Linked DNA regions of Mus musculus: region 2 is linked to region 1. A link is a contact called in ENCODE Hi-C data. All regions are on one chromosome and are shown on one strand. Each heading gives the region's core, a stretch centred on a gene start or an enhancer-like site at or near the end of the contact. The rest is flanking DNA. Distances are from core to core; before and after follow the strand shown. Region 1 holds the start of Il2 (interleukin 2). Region 2 has its middle 20 kb from the start of Gm36168.

Region 1 (2,771 bases), core at 186-2,685:
GCTGAACATTATGTGACTGTAATTAAGCTGGAAGAGCAACTGGGGCCTTTCTTTTTCATCTCCTGTAGAACAGCTAGAGGCAAAGTTCCCCTGACTCAATAGGAATGGGTCAACAGCTGCCTCTTTGTCCCCTTAGATCCCATTTTGCTCTAGGCTTGGATTTACTTGGGACAAGCTCTTTCTAGGACCAAAGTTATCCATTCTCTTTTGACTTTCGGGACTAGAGCAAATTTCTACCCTTGCTGGAGTTCTAAGAGCTTGTGTAAGCTGTTTTGTATCACACAACATTCTGCCTCCAAAGGAGACCAAAAAACCTTTCAATATTGAGAGATAGTATCATGTAGTAATATTACAGCTCTCTAGTTCCACTAGTTAAAAGAGACTGTATAAATCCAAAATTGTTTTATACATCTCGGACTTCTTCTCTAGCACTAATAGTGTGTTTATGTGCTGTTGGCCAGACACTGTTCTGAAACCTGACAAGTGATAAGCATAGCAATGATCATTTATGTAAGTGGGTGAATGAGCATAGACAACTTCCTGAGGCCATGAGAGCTAGGCCCTAGCAGGGCTGGACTCCACTGCAGATCATTGGCCCTAGAATCTTAACATTGGTTATGCTGCTCCTCAAAAATGCAGTCATAGGAATCATTCTTAAAACAGTAAAGTGTGTGTAAAATGAGACCCTCTCAAGTCAATTTTTACATTTAAGAAGCTGAAATAATGCACCTCTCTCAAATATCTGTAGGACAAGCATAAAACAGAAATCAACAGTCTTTAAATTATCCCAGCATCAAAATGCAATCATCTTGCATTTTCTTCTCATTCCCTTTCCCAACACATAAATACACAGGAAAAATGTAAAGAAAACCATTTAAAAGAAGTACCATTGTCAAGATTTTTTTACAGAGAGATATCAGAGAAACTTATTTTCTTCAGATGAGGTACTATTCATCTGGTCACATGTTATTTACACGTTATACACATGTATGTTACTTTGAATTCATTAGAGCACCAGTTAAACACAGAAACTCACTCACCTGCTTGGGCAAGTAAAATTTGAAGGTGAGCATCCTGGGGAGTTTCAGGTTCCTGTAATTCTGAGAAAGCGTAACACATTATTATTAAAGGTTATTAAACACAGCCTTTGGCAAGAAAGCTAAAGGTATTGCCTATAGATGGGATGGCTGTGCACTTACCTCCATCCTGCTCAGGAGCTCCTGTAGGTCCATCAACAGCTGCTCCAGGTGCTGCTGCTGCTGCTGCTGCTGCTGCTGCTGCTGCTGTGCTTCCGCTGTAGAGCTTGAAGTGGAGCTTGAAGTGGGTGCGCTGTTGACAAGGAGCACAAGTGTCAATGTGACACAGGATGCGAGCTGCATGCTGTACATGCCTGCAGGACTTGAGGTCACTGTGAGGAGTGATTAGCAAGGGTGATAGGCAGCTCTTCAGCATGGGAGGCAATTTATACTGTTAATGCTGGAAAAATAATATGGGGGTGTCACGATGTTTTACATATTACACATATTTTCAAAGAGTCTACCTGTGTGGCAGAAAGCATTACCTTTGTTTTTCCTCTTCTGATGACTCTCTGGAATTTCTTTAAACCCCCATACACTGACTGAATGGATTTAGGTGAAATCCCTCTTGGTCGGGTTAGCCCACACTTAGGTGGCAGTTTTAATTCATACAATGAACGCCTTCTGTATGAAACAAATTTTCCTCTTTGGGGTGGAGACACAAAAGTAACTCATGAAAATGTTCTCTTTGTCAAAACCATCCTGAACCTGTAAGCAGCCTGTTGTGGTGGACAAACGCAAGAGGAGATAGATGAAAAGAATAAATCTTTTAGATTTGTTGATTAGACAGGAAGGATATTGGTTTCCTGTTTCAAGATGGTTTTACCTTCTTATCTACACAATGAGCTAATTGCACACAGGGTGATAGATGGCTTCATACAGTTAGCCAGAGAAATAGTAAGCTAAGGACACCTAAAATGCTTGTTGAGCTTGAGGTACTATTTTGTCGTTGTTGTTTTAAATTTAATTTAACATATTTTGTGTAAGTGTCTTGATGTTTATTATGCTTTTTAAAAAGAGTATGATGTCCAACAAATTCTCAGGAAGGGTTGCATCTAAGGATGTTGGTGTTATTTTATATGTCTCTAGTTGCACTTTCATTTTTAAAAAATATTTTCACGTGTGTACACACACATGTGTTCATGTGTGTATGAGTATGTGCATGTGCGTGCACATGTATGTGTGTGTGAGCATGTTTATGTGCGTGTGTATATGAGTGTGTGTGTGTGCATGTATGCATGTGTGTATGTATGTGTACATGCATTTGTGCACATGTATTATGAGTGTGTGTGTGTGTGTGTGCCACAGTACACCTGTGGAGGTCAGAGACCAACTCTTGCTAGTAACTTCTCTCCTGTCACCTTGTGTGACTCAGAAATCTAAACACAAAAGTCATCCAGTCTGTGTGCCTACCTCTGCTACTAGCCTCTACCTAGCCTTTACCACTGAGCCATCTTGCCAACCTTCTTCCCCCTAATTCAGTAGATTTGGGTTTATCCTAAAAGTACCTGGGCACTCTGAGAGTAATAGCTAGGGACTATCCCACGTGTTCTCAGTGGGTCACCTGAATAGGATACATTGGATTCCTTATCCTCCGTGTAGTACACTGGCTGCGTGATGGAGTAGGAACATAGTTCCAAATCAACTGGTAGAGACGGGGTCTTTCTTAGGGAGCTTGCCTGTGGTGTCCCCATT
Region 2 (2,700 bases), core at 115-2,614, 78 kb after region 1:
CAGCCCCAGAGCAAGAGCCATATGAGCAGGGAGGAAAAATACAAATTATACTCAACACTCAGAGGCAGAGCTAAATCCTGCTTTTCTTTACTTTGTTCTGGGTGCACACCCTATCCCCAGAGCCGGTGATATAGTAAAGGATCCAGACCCAGACACGGCCCGGTGGCTGTCAATCACACCAGCTACACTCAAAATCCACTTCCTCACAGAATGCTAGGGGGGGGCGATGATTGAGCTCTGTACTCAGTGTTGTCCTTTCCTCAGGCTGAGATGTACTCTTATGGATGGTCCTGCACATAAGCGTAGGACTAACCTCAGTGCCTGCTGAAGCACGCTCCCTCCCTTCTGCAAACTGTGCAGACCTGGCCTTCCCTGACTCCTCTGCTATTCTAAGCACTTCCTTTCCTTTCAGTTTTAGTGAATCTTTGATGGCGGATTAGATACTAGGGAAACCCTGCTCTACTAGGGCATCCAAGCAACCCTGCTGTGTCTTTCAAATATTTCCTGTTGCTTTTCTGGGGATTCCTCCCTGGTGAGGTCCTTGGTCAGTCTATCCAGGCTTCTTTCGGTAGAACAAAGGCCAGATCCTTAGTTGCTCCTGGCGCCTTCTTATCTAAAAATAGCCTTGCAAACCTGATTTTATCCATTTTCTATAAATTCCCAGGGAGCCCCCGTAGTGCTCCTTAAGGTCTAAGTAATAGTGACAGTTTGCTTTTATGGCTGAGCTGTGGTCATAACGTATTCTCTTTGCCAGCACAATTGGAACAATAAGACATTTACAACCAGTGCGAAAGTCTAGCCCCTGTCATAAGCCAGCCACTTAGAGATCATAATGTCACCTCCATATCCTATAGCTAAAGTCCTCAGGAAACACCCAGCTGTGCCAACTTAGGGGGTCTAACTCCCACTAACTGGGGGACTTGGTCAAATGATATATATGTATACAGAGAATGGATTTTACATTCAGAGGCCTCCTTACTCTGCATATCCTTACAATAGTGCCTGAAACAGATAATTCTAAAAAATACCTCATAATCATAATTGCTTTATGTCTTGTATCCAAAAGAGGCAAATCAAATCAATCAATCTTAATCAAATGCAAGCCTATTTCAGAACGCATGTCGCAGGACCCTGTTAGGTAAGCTGTGGGACTGACGACTTCTTCATGGAAACTCTGGCTTGAATATAGAATTATCTGTAAGGAGGGAGGAAGGAGGACAGAAAAGATCAAGCTCCTGACAGAATAATTTCCCTAAGGACGCACCAAGTCAGATGATTGGTTTCTTCCCCTGCACTGCCCCCTTGTGGTAAAATGTCGTTAGTGTTTTGGTAGAAAGAGGAAGTAAAGGAGACAGCGATGAAGGGAAGTCGGGCTCCAAAGAGGAGCTGCCAGCCTTCAAGGAGCTTGTGGGGAACCCTGCCCTGCCAGAGCTTCCTGTTCTTTGCTTTGTGGCCCTGTGAGAGGCGGCAGCTGCTGCTGCCCCACCCTGACCCTTTCTCTCCTCATCAGATCTGAGCAGCGTAACCAAAGATACATGGCACAGACCTCAGGAGCCCGCAGGAAAGGAGCGCCTTCCTGGAACGGTTTACCTTGCCCAGTCGTCCTGGACGCTCCCAAAGGAGGTTCTGTCGTTGTTAGCGATGTACATCAGTCTCCAGTGAGGCACATAACGCTTCAGTGAACATCTCGTCCAAAGGGACATTTGAAAGAACAAAAGAAGACCAGAAATATTTCTGAAGGAGTAGAAGCTGGGAGGGGACTTTGGGACACTTCTTTCAAGTTTCCTCCTCTGCTAAGAGAAATCTACAAACACAGGGGATTGTGTTATTCGCGTCACTGAGAGCAAGAGGAGAACGTCTGATTTGGGCATAGTATTCCAAGCACAGTTTATCGAAGTAACTGGACTCATAAATACAAAGTTGGAAAGCATCTCATGTGTACTGGGTTCTCCCTGGGAGCAAGTGCCTGTCACTGTCAGGGGAGACCTCTCCTGGAGGGCACAAATACTGCAACGTGTCAGTGATCCAGTTTCAGGAGTGAAAAATAATGTTTTGTGCAAATGCATTAATATTCTTCAAAATCTAGAAAGACATCAGAACTAGGAAGGTAACTATTGAGTGCAAACTAGCTTTTGGATGCCGTATTACTTCTTAATAAAATTTTACTAAAACTACAACCCTGAAAATAAATCAGATACTACAAATATATCCTTGTTTGAAGGCGGTGATAGATACCTGGTACGGACCAGATTGTGTCAGTGAGCAGGATCGACCCTTCCCCAGACACATTTTCAGTCAACACTTTCCTGTTCTGAGATGAGGTCCAAGGAGCGCTGGGTGCTCAGATACACTGGGGCTTTGCTCTGTAAGCAGCCTGTGGTTTCTGGGGTCCCCAGCAGAACCCCAGGGCTCTCTACCCCACATTTTGCTCTGGAAACCCAAGAGTCCTGTTGTGATTTATGAAGTGACAGAGTTAGGAAGAAAGGCAGCTCTTGGACCCGTAGCCCAACCAAACACACAAGCTGTGGTCGTCGCCCCAGACAACTGCTCTTCAGCAGGCTTGAGATTTCTCCACAGAGAGCAGAGTCCTTTCATGTGGGCAAAGAACGACTTTATCAGACAGAATGCCTCGATGCTTATGAAATGCTTCCTGAGAGGGAGGAAGTCAGGCTATAATTGGGGCAGAATTTACAACAGCGA

Evidence for each region. Hi-C counts contacts between places; a loop is a spot of excess contacts on that map.
Region 2: a map of T-helper 17 cell shows a loop between it and region 1 (2.6-fold over the local background). The contact joins the enhancer-like site here to the promoter of Il2 in region 1. A Hi-C loop is called at or near these places in 3 of 37 maps with a recorded cell type or tissue (T-helper 17 cell and T-helper 2 cell).

Annotation. Positions count from the first base shown.
Region 1 is chr3:37,124,519-37,127,289 of GRCm38, forward strand. Il2 (interleukin 2) reads right to left here and starts at 1,436. Exons shown (of 4, transcript NM_008366.3): 1 at 1,200-1,436; 2 at 1,041-1,100. The coding sequence starts at 1,388.
Region 2 is chr3:37,202,812-37,205,511 of GRCm38, forward strand. No RefSeq gene overlaps it. Among named protein-coding and RNA genes, the nearest start is that of Gm36168, 20 kb to the right of the region's middle. Within about 2 kb of position 1,365, at least 1 of the 3 ENCODE cell types and tissues checked has a DNase peak (open chromatin) inside an H3K27ac peak, as active enhancers do.